Regions from separate parts of the Homo sapiens genome. Here region 1 is linked to region 2. Evidence: chromatin contacts called from ENCODE Hi-C or POLR2A ChIA-PET data. All regions are on one chromosome and are shown on one strand. Each heading gives the region's core, a stretch centred on a gene start or an enhancer-like site at or near the end of the contact. The rest is flanking DNA. Distances are from core to core; before and after follow the strand shown.

The links. Hi-C counts contacts between places; a loop is a spot of excess contacts on that map. ChIA-PET counts read pairs that join two places held with the same protein, here RNA polymerase II (POLR2A). Pooled maps may share reads with other maps.
Region 1: a loop to region 2 is called in a map of naive thymus-derived CD4-positive, alpha-beta T cell, with 2.8 times the contacts of the local background. The contact joins the enhancer-like site here to the promoter of CHRM4 in region 2. A Hi-C loop is called at or near these places in 2 of 168 maps with a recorded cell type or tissue (IMR-90 and naive thymus-derived CD4-positive, alpha-beta T cell) and 8 of 50 pooled maps. POLR2A ChIA-PET finds 5 or more read pairs at or near these places in 2 of 52 experiments (AG04450 and Panc1).

The regions. Positions count from the first base shown.
Region 1 is chr11:46,668,709-46,673,686 of GRCh38, reverse strand. It overlaps ATG13 (autophagy related 13), which reads right to left. Exons shown (of 19, transcript NM_001346311.2): 17 at 4,777-4,893; 18 at 4,155-4,283; 19 at 1-1,432. The coding sequence ends at 1,355. Among named protein-coding and RNA genes, the nearest start is that of ARHGAP1, 29 kb to the left of the region's middle. Within about 2 kb of position 2,511, at least 9 of the 41 ENCODE cell types and tissues checked have a DNase peak (open chromatin) inside an H3K27ac peak, as active enhancers do.
Region 2 is chr11:46,387,606-46,393,281 of GRCh38, reverse strand. CHRM4 (cholinergic receptor muscarinic 4) reads left to right here and starts at 1,506. Exons shown (of 2, transcript NM_000741.5): 1 at 1,506-1,751. RefSeq lists enhancers at 1-492, 2,010-2,613, 2,614-3,219 and silencers at 1,146-1,195, 1,376-1,465, 3,445-3,654, 3,685-3,744.

The DNA.
Region 1 (4,978 bases), core at 1,262-3,761, 280 kb before region 2:
TCAATCATACGCCCAGCTTTGATTTCTCAACCAGAAGCCAATCCAGCTGGTAAACCCCAGGGCAGTGTAGAGAACCTGGGATTAGAGGGAGATGGTAGCTAGGCCCAAGCAGGAGGAAAAGCTCCACAGGACAGCCCCAGGGATCAGGAACAAGTACCCAGGCAGTTGGGGGACACACACAACATCCCCTAACCACTACATGTGGCCATCACATTTAGCACCCAGGACTTCCTGGGCTGCCAGAATGGAGTCAGTCACTCTGCAGAAACTGTGGGAGATGTAAGGCTCTCACCAGGAATACGCAACTATCCAAGGTAAAGCCTTTAGTCAGTTCCAGTGCAGCCACACTGGGAGGTGACTTTGCCCCCGGCCAGCCCTCTTCTTGGATCTCGCTGTCTGTATGGTGGGAAGATCCTCAAAGCAGCAGCCCGGATTCTCAATAACCTCCGGAGGAGGAGGTCTCCGTCCCAGGAAGAGCCCTCCGCCTTCTCCAAGTGAAAAACAACTCACCTCAAACATATTTCCTCTATAAAATATCTGGTTTCTCTGAAAGTAATAAATATTTACCATGTTCTATAACCAAGGAGCAGCAACGGGGGGACAAGAGGAAGAGAACTTTGCTGTGACTCCAAGTGACAAAATCCTAGAGATTCAGGGTGCCATTTTTATTTCCCATGGAGCTGAGGACCTGAGCACAGGCAGCCACCAGGGCTGCTCAGACCCTCCCGACCTTCAGGGGTGGGAGTGGTTTTGGAGTTCTGATCTTGGGTAGGCAGGCCTGTCATATTGCCAGAAATACAGGCATAGAGGCAAGAGAGAGAAGAAGAGGAGAAGAAGATAGCAGGAAGTAAAGGGGACAATGAAGAGAGCTAAGGGACTCCTTCCTTCTTCCTCCTGGCACTGTCTCCTTCCTCTTTCTGCGACTCCACACCAATCTCTTGGCCACCAGCTGGAATGTCAAACAGTGGATGGTGACAGCAGGCAGGGAAGGGGCCAGCTGCAAGGCAGGCCCAGGCAGGAGGCCGGCAGCAGGAGGAACAGGATGACACCCTTGGGAAGCAGTTGGTGATGGGCAGGGCACACAGATGGCCCTGCTGAGGGCTTTTTCGTACGAAGGTTCTTCCCATCTCCAAGGCCAGCACGTGAGTCTTCTCCAACTGGGCACTGGGCTTGACTGCCGCCACGGAGTCTCCAGGAGGTCCAAGAGTAGGGACTTCTGGGTCCCCATGGGAGAAGCCAGCCTCCCTTCCACCTGGCTCAGAGCAGGATGAGGGGTGGGAGCAGCTGATGCATGGGAGGCTGCTTATGCCCTGGGGCCACAAAAAGGGGGTGCTGCTGGGACTCAAGGATACTTTTACTGCAGGGTTTCCACAAAGGCATCAAACTCGCGGACATTCTTCTCATGCACAGCCAGCTTCTCTGGTAATGAGTCCTGTACCGGAAAGAGAGGGAAGAGCCGTTTATTCAGGCAGGGCCTTGAGGAGGCAGCCAGCCCAGTCCCGAAGAGGGGAGGCAGCAAGCAAGACGAAGCTCAGCCCTAGCTGGGCCGAGCAAGTGGGAGAACGCAGGGCAGCTGCGTAGGCACAGGGTAGGGAGGGGTATATGCATCAGGGCTTTGCAGGGGCTGGAGGATTAATGGAACGGCCTTGGGAGTCCAAGTGGGCCACACACTTAACAAAAGAGAAAAGGACCACAAGAGCAAGATGATTCAGAAATTAAACATGAAATATCCCTGGCACAGATCTGACTGACACTAGAATAAAATACCAAGTGTACAGCTCTACAAATTAAACAGTTTACAAAAGATTTCTTCACACCCTTTGCTGGGCATCGGGACCCCCTGGGGGGAATGTGAACCAGGTGGCCCCACTATACTACTGACATTCTGACACAGTAGCAGGTCTGTGGTAAGGCCTAGGAATCTGTATTTTTAAATTTTTTTCTTGAGACAGAGTCTCGCTCTGTCACCCAGGCTGGAGTGCTGTGGTGTGATCTCAGCTCACTGCAACCTCCGCCTCCCGAGTTCAAGCAATTCTCTGCCTCAGCCTCCTGAGTAGCTTGAGTAGCCTCCTGAGGCGCCCGTCACCAAGCCCAGCTAATTTTTTGTATTTTTAGTAGAGACAGGGTTTCACCATGTTGCCCAGGCTGGTCTTGAACTCCTGATGTTGTGATCCACCCGCCTCGGCCTCCCAAAGTGCTGGGATTACAGGCATGAGCCACTGCACCCGGCCAGAATCTGTTATCTTTATACCAGCTGAGGAAGGGGTGAGTTAGAGATTGAGAGAGAATGGTAAAGACAGAAGCAGAGGAAAACAGAACTGTGAGAAGTTTAACTGTCCTAGAGTATCAACTATTAATAAAAATGCGTCTCTACTGATGACTAAATGAACAGAAGCTGCATCTGCAGAGTTTCACCATCACAATTTCCTGCCAGTAGGGGTTTAAACACGACCACAAGGGAGCGTGGAGAGTCTCTTGCCTCAGAGTTTTTAATGTGGCCTGGAGACACCAACAGCTGAGGGTGGTTTGGGTGCAGCTTCCTGAAAGGAGAGGGAGGCCTCAGAACTGGCTACGGCTGTGGCATCAGTTGAGAGAATTGGAGCCACACTTTCTTCCAAGTGCATGTCATGATAGGCAAGGGAGTTTAGTGGTTAAAAGGCTAAATTGAGGAACCAGATCCTCTAAGATCAAGCAAAGCTTTGTTTTGCCTGGGTCTGTGTGACTATGAGCAAGCTAATCATTGTTGGTTTTCTCATCTGTAAACTGGGATGAGAAAACTTACCTCTTAGGGCTGTTGAAGATTCATGTAAAACACTTAGAAAAATGCCTGGCACTCAAAAAGCCTTGATTTTTATTTATTTATTTATTTGTTTTTGAGACAGGGTCTCACTCTGTCACCTAGGCTAGAGGCAGTGGCGCAAACATGGCTCACTCCAGCATTGACTTCCCCAGCTCAAGCAAGCAATCCTCCTGCCTCCACCTCCCAAGGCAGCTGGAACTACAGACGGATGCCACCACGCCCAGCTAATTTTTTGTACTTTTTGTAGAGACAGGGTTTCACCATGTTGCTCAGGCTGGTCTTAAACTCCTGAGTTCAAGTGAAGGCCTCCTCAGCCTCCCAAAGTGCTGAGATTACAGGTGTGAGCCACTGTGCCTGGCCCAAAAGGTCTTGGTAGTAGTAATTATTACTTTTTTTTTTTTTTTTTGAGATGGAGTCTCACTCTGTCACCCGGGTTGGAGTGCAGTGATCCAATCTTGGCTCACTGCAACCCCCACCTCCCAAGTTCAAGTGATTCTCCTGCCTCTGCCTCCCGAGTGGCTGGGATTACAGGTGCCCGCCACCATGCCTGGCTAATTTTTGTATTTTTAGTAGAGACGGGGTTTCACCATGTTGGCCAGGCTGGTCTCGAACTCCTGACCTTGTGATCTGCCTGCCTTGGCCTCCCAAAGTGCTGGGATTACAGGCGTGAGCCACTGCACCTGGCTATTACTGTATTGTTATTACTGGGCATGCTTTTCTCCTTAAAGCAAATCCAGGGCAGCTACCATAGGATCTTAATATCTATTTAGGAGGTGATCATTCCACCTCAAAGAGGGACATCTCCTGGCATGGGGCACCCAGTTTGTGGCTTGTGCGGGGCACTCTTCTGCCCCTCAGAGGCAGGAAGAGGAAATGCCCTAAGCAGAGATGGGGTCATTATAATCAGTATCAGGACATCTGGTCAAGTGTGAGAACTGCTAGATGACGGAGTGAGCTCTCTGAGGAAAGAGCAAGAACACAGATACTCAGGACCTCACAATCTCCTCTGCCCAGTACCACTGGCATCTGCCTGGAAAGCTAAATAGCTAATGCAATGGCTGTTAGAGCAACTTGGCCTAGTGGCATCTGCAAGGAGAAGACGTCAGGCACAGAACAACAGGAGCATGTAAGTAATGCTGAGAATGTGCAGAGAAAGAAGGAACCAAGCTCAAGCAAATTCCAGATAATGACTGCTGGGCACAATGCCAATCTCAAGAGTGATCAAAAGATAATTTTCTAATTATGTCTCTTTCCTATTACAGGGAAGATAGAAGGTGGTAGGCCTCCTAGGCCTTTGGCAAAGGAATGACCATCAAATAAGGATGCACTGTGGTAGAGGAAGACGTTTCCATACCAAGTCTTCAGCCATGGACTGTGCTCCAATATCTATGGAGAGGCTGCTCAGCTGAGGTGGGTTCTGAAACTCCCGATAGAAGGTCCCCAGGTCCATCGGAAGAATGTCATCTTTAGAAAAAGCTGGTTTCTTCAAAAACAAGACAGAGTCAGTTTAGCTTGCCTTGAACCACAGAGGAGATAAGCTATGAACAAGTCTTTCCTTCTAGCAATTATCAAAAGGTTCTTTCAGGCTTATCTTAGGGAGAGAAATCTTTACACTTTTCTCTCCCAGACTGTTCACTTCTAATGCTGGTGATAATATTCCTCTCCACTAGTTAAGTTTATGTCCCACTCCTTCAAACTCCTTGCCTAGCCACGAATAGGACCTAAGTGGGTATCAGTGGAAAATCTCCATTTAGAGTTGAATTTCATTATGAATTTTAACCAAAGGCATGACAAAAAATGCCTTGTTGTTTATCGGCCTCCAAAATGTCTCCCCAGACCAGACTCCACCTGTCCATCCCTTCTGTCTACACCAGCACATCTGATCCCTATGAAGGAAATCTGGATCAAGTGCAGTAGATGCTTCTAGGTCTAGTTCCCCGGGACAGCAAAGGTCAAGGAAGGTGACGGCGACTTACAAAGTCTATCATAACAAAGTCATCATGGGTATTGCCACTGCTGCCCCCGCTGGAGCCATCTGAGTGCAGGCTGCCCTGGAGAGGAGATTCAGTCTCTGGGGAATCTGGAGGATTCACCTGTTTCATAGCAAGGCAGGATTAGGGCTGATGCTGTGACCCAGATTCAAGTTACTGTAAACAATCTGAAAATTCTGGGAAGAAC
Region 2 (5,676 bases), core at 257-2,756:
TTCCTTATTTGTGAAGTGGGGCAAGAAGAGTAGTGCTTCTTTCACCCCCAGTTATGAGGTCTTGGGAGACCCGATCATTCATGTAACAACAGAAGATGGCTTCCTACTCTAGCCAACCAACCCCAGCCCTGAAGTTCCCAATTCCGACCAACCCCAGCCGTCGCGCTCGCGAGCTCTGGGGACCCGAACTCCACTTCCGGGTTCCGCGCGGAGAACCCCACACCAAGAGCCCCGCAGCGCTGGCTTCTACTCGAGTTCCCTCCCATTCTCTGCCAAGAGGCTCCTGCCTCTCCTCCACCGCCGCCCCCGCAATCGCCCTCACCACCTCCGGCCCTCGGGGGAGGGTCTTGAGTTGTTTCCCCGAGAGAAGAAATCAGACGTCTTAAGCTTAATCAAATGTTTGCGATCAGAATTTGGGGTTACAGGCCTCGGTCCTGGGCGCAGTGGGGAGCGTCCGACCCCGGCGGTCCCCCGGAAGGGCGCTCTCGGAGGGAGACAAGCGCTGGAGCGGAATCAGGCAGGCGAGGCTGCTGGGCCAGGGCGCGGGGAGCTCTCCGAGGTGCTGAAGCCGCCCCAAGGTCCGCCCAGCCTGGGCGAGGCCCGGAGTCCTGAGGCTACGGCCCGTGCGGTTCCCAGCGACCTCTGAGATTGGCTGCCCGCTCTCCGGGATCTTGTCCCGGGCTCCGGCCCCGGCGACCTTGGGCAACCGACTGTCCCTCACAGGCGGCGGTGAACTGGCGGTCCAGGCTGCGCCTGGACTGGCGGCGCGTCCCATCCCAGGGCTGGGAGAGCAGGGGCGCGCCCCTTCCCCGGCCCGGAACGCTGAGCAGGCAGCCGAGCGGGTGCGGGCGAGTGGTCCGCGGTGGGCTCTTCTCTCCCCGGCCGAACCTCTCCAGTCCACCCGCTCCTGCGCTTCCCCAGGCCCCGACGGCGCCCCTCCTCGCGGGCGGCCCGGCCGGCACGCAGCGGCGCGGCTGGAGCTCCCGGCCCTCGACCCCGACGGATCCCTGGCGGCGCAGCCCGCCCCACCCACCCGCAGCCTCCCGCTGGGGTCAGACTCCCGCGCCTCGCGGCCAAACCGCCAGCGGGGCCACGCAGGGCGCTGAGGTCCCGGAGAGGCGCGAAAATAGCTCAGGGTCCCGGGAGTATGGTCAGGGCGGAGGCGGGAGCGCGGCCGGACCCAGCTGCCAGCTCCTTCCCCAGCCCGCGAGGGGGCGCCGCGTCCCCATGACAACGCGGACACCCCCACCCCCCGGAGGGCAGCGCCCCCTGCTCCCCTGCGTCGCTGGCCGTGGGCGGCGCCCTCTGTGCCCAAGCAGGGAGCTGCCGGCCAGCCCCCGAGAGGGGCGCGGACCGCCGGGGTCTCCGACGCCTCGGGTGTTGACCCCCGCGCGTCGCCGCCGGGTGACCGGCCCGGGGCGGGCGGCGCGGCCCCGCCACGATTGGCTGCTTCCTCGTGACATCACGCGGCTCGGGGAAAAGTGCGAGCGTGAGCGCGAGTCGGAGCCACAGCGCCGGGAGCTGCGGGCGGAGCAGGGGCCGCCCCTCGACACCCCGTCCCCGCCCCCGGCCCTCGGCCCGGCCGCCCGCCCCGCCGGCCCGCGGGGCCGCGCGTCCGTCCCGCCGTCTGTCTGGCGCGAGGGGAGCTGGGCAGAGGCGGCGGGTAAGTGGCTCCGCGGCGGCGCGGGGGCGGGGGGCTCGCCGGGAAGAGCAGGAAGCAGGTCCCCGGGACGCTCTGAGGCTCCCCAGAGGTGGGTTCGACTGGGACAGGGCGCCAGACCCCCTCCGGGGCGAGCGCGGGCCGGGAGCGGCAGTGGGCCGGGGCTGGGGGACCCCGCTGGAAGCAAGGCCGGGGGCTCTCGGAGGCTTCTCCAGGTGCGCCCGGGTGCGCCCGTGGGAAGGGGTGGGCATCCAGGATGTCGGGGGCGGGGGATTGCCCGCCCACAGACCCCACGGAGCCAGGGGCAGCCGTCGGGGGTGGGACCCTGTACTCCAGCCCTCCCACTGGCGGCTCAGCAGGGCGCCGGGCGCTGAAGCCCCAAAGAGCCCTTTTCCCGCCGTCTCCCCGCCCTCCCTCTCCCTCCACCCCTTTGCCCCCGCGCTGCCAGCCCACTCCGGCCCCTGGAGTCCTCCATCTACGACCTTGAGCCCCGACGGAAAACACCCCTGCCCTCCCCGACACCCCTCCCCCGCTCCGGTACTACCCCCCTTTGCTGCCCAGCCTCCAAGCCGGGGTCCTCCAGCTCCAGGCCCCCTCCTCCGGCCCCGCAACGGAAGTGTTGGGCACAATGTCGGTGCCAAATCTTCGCCTCTCCCTCCCTTGGACTCTGGAGTCTCCTCTCCCGCCCCAGGGACAGATCCAGGGGCCACAGCCTTCCCAGAGCCATGGAGTGAATGCCCAAGAACCGAAGACCTACACCCCAAACCACCCCACGGGCGTGCGGAGCACCCCCTCCGGTCTCGCCCGGGGAAGAGGGGTGTCGAGGACTCGGGAAACACAGTGCCCACGCCCAGAGGCTGCAGGAACTGCGTGCTAGGGGCTTGGAGGGAGGGCGGGGCACCCGAGAGCCAGGGCTCCTTCGACCACGGCGGAGACATGGAGGAGCCTCCAGATGGCCTAGGAAAACACGGCCCTCGAGGCCCGCCCGACCCTAGCGTGAGAAACTGGGTCCCCACTTTGGTCACAGGGGCTAGACAGTGCCTCTGGGGTAGGGTGCAGGGTGAGGAGAGAAGGAGGACAAGAGTCTTGCACTCGCCTGACCCGAGCTCTGTCCGGGCCTCCGCCTTGTGGGTGCACTGCGGATGCCCTCTCGCCGCGAGAATGGGCGGCTTTTGGCAATAACGCCTCTTAGGGGAGTTATTAGAGCTGAGCGTGCCTGGTGTCCCTCAAGGCCAGGTTGGGCGACTCTCGCAGAGGCCCCTCGACAGATGTCAGTCAGAGGCTAGGACTCTGCCACATCTTTAAGGACTTGGACACCTCTGGGCACCGGGCTAAGACGGCGTCCCAAAGTTAGGTGGCCCGTCGCAGGCAGCCCCTAGTAGTCTGGCCTCCTCGCCCGCACAACCCTTCACCCACAGGCCAGGTGCAATCCCGATGCAGGCTCCTGGCCCGACCCTCTACGCGCTCAGGCGGACAGCTAAGGTCTGGCTGAGTCTCCGGCAGGGGCGTTTGGAATGTGACCGGTCACCCACTCTCGGCCCTGCATTTGCTTGTGCATGCAAGTCCACAGGTGTAGAGGCACCCGAACCGTGTGCATCCTCCCGGCCACAGCACCCTAGGCACGCACACGCATGCACATGCACGTGTGCACACGGCGCGGCATGCTCACGCGCTCTCACGGGCGGACTGGTATCCAGGCGTGGCCGTGCGCACACACACGCACATGCATACAGCTACTAGCGTCTACTCGCGCTCCCCCGTAGGCACACACAAACAGAACTCGCACTCGCGCTCCCGCCCACACGTTCCTCGCAGGGTGCCGGGTGGAATCCGGGCTCCCTCAACTTTCCCACCCGAGAACCCCGCGCGGAGCCGAGGGCAGCTCTGGGGCGGCGTCCGACGGGGCCTGGCGAGGGGACCCCGCGTCACTTCCCCGGGAGGCTGTGCCTGAGGGCTCCTCTGGGTTCGCAGTCGCATTGGAGTTGGGGGCGGTGGCCAACGGCGGCCGCACGGTCTAGGTCCGGAGCGGGCACCAGGGACCGACATTGCCATCTAGCGGTGCGCACAGCCCCGGCGGCGGCGGCTCGCTCCCCAGATGCCAGGCGTATCTGGATTCCAGGGAAGGCGCCAGAGGGGGTCGGAATGTCTGCGGGTGACCCCGAGGTGTCCAAAACGACGACAGCTGGGGCGGGGCGGAGTCGGGGAGACCCTGAGCCTCGCCCTGTCAGCACCTGGCAGCTCCCTCACGCGGGCCAAGAGCAGGACTTAATCACCGGCCATCCAGTGGTCCCGGCTCAGCCCAGCCGCCAGGATCTGGGAGAAGACAAGACATCGCTTGTCTTCTGGGAAAGCTAAGTCGAGAAGCCAGCAGGAATGTGAGGGGACCCTACCCAAGCCTCACCTGGACAGTCCCTCAGTTGTGTGGTTTTCGGGTCGAGGGGAGCAGAGGCAGGAGGTCAACTCTGAGCAGTAGCACCTTGGACTTTAAGAAGGAGCTTCCCGGGTTCTTCTGCCCCCACCCGTACTTCCTAACCTGGTGACTTTGGGCCAGTTGATTAACATTATCCTCATCTATAAGAGGATATTTACATCTGTAAGATGAGGACACTAATAATACCTGCCTTTTCAGGCTGTTGTAAGGATTAAACCAGATAATCTATATTAAAAGCTCAGAGGGGTTCCTGACACGCAGTTAACACTCAATAAACAAGAGCTATTATGTTTTCACATTCTGCACTTCTAGCCCCGTTTGTTATCATCCTGCTGCCCTGTATCCTGCCTTGGGAGGCTGAAGTGAGTTTCCTTGGGGCTGGCTGACTGATTACTCCTGCCTGCCCTGTCCCCTCCTCCACGTGAGTGATTGGGGGAGGGCAGCCTCCTGGTGCTGGAGGGGACAGCTCAGAGAGTGACACCTGAGCTTCTATTTCAGAGGCTCTCAGAGCCAAATGGGGTTGTCAGGGACCCCAAGAGAGGGCAGTATGTGGTCTTTGCCCTTGACTCGTTGTGTGACCTTGGGGGTGACAACACTTGCTCTCAGCCTCTCCTCCTACGAACCAAGGATTTAGAACAGGAGAACTTGAACTATCAGGCTAGGAGGCTGGGTCTGTATCTGCGACGGTGGAATAGAAGGGCTGGGGTCAGACTTGGGGCAGTTACCCTGGCCCTTGGCCCCAGCCTGCAGTACATTTTTGTGTTTATGTATAGAGATCAAGTTTAGGTGCCAATCCCTATAGCTGCTGGGGAGGATGTCCCAGGACAGGATCCTCTCTATTCTGCAAATGAGAAAGAGGTGCAGGAAGGGGCAGTGGATCGTCTCAGGCCACAGAGCCAGAGCCCAGGCTGCGGGTTAGTGCTCCTTCCTCCACAGCCGGCTGCCGCGCCCTCTCTTCCTCTCACACACAGACGCACAGAACTGCGTATCCGACCATGCCTGCTGGGCTGGCGTGGCTGTGATGGGCCCGCGTGCGTCTGTGGAGCGGTGTGTGTGTTGGCGGGTGTGAAGGAGGCTGGGCTGAGCGGCTGCCCTGGCACTCAGAGCTGGCGTGGGCCTCCCTCACATGGAGGGAAGAGGAAGAGGGGGAGGAGAGCTAAGAGGAGCCTGGTGGGAGGGAGGGCAGGCTCAGGGAAGGGCCTGTGGTGGGGACTCCAGCTAGGGCGCCGCCCGGTGTGCGGAGTGGACTGTGGAGGGGAGAGGCGGCCCTGGCAGCCCTTCTCTTCCCTCTGGGACAATTCTTTCACCTCACGGGTCCCCAGTTGGGCCTCAGGGTTCTCTGACAACCTAGTGACCCCTGCACTGCCTCCCTCCCAGCTGCATGCCCTGTGGCTGGAGCTGAGGACTCCTTGAAGGGGATGTGACAGTTGCAGGTACCTCCTGAAGCCCCTTCTGCAGGGACTCTCCTCCTCTCTGGGGTGCCCAGCTCCATGCACCGCCTCTGGTCCCCTGCAAAGCCTTCTGGCTCCTGGAGCTCTTTGGCCTCCTTCAGCCAGAGCTCTTAAGTTACGGGACTGCCTTCCTC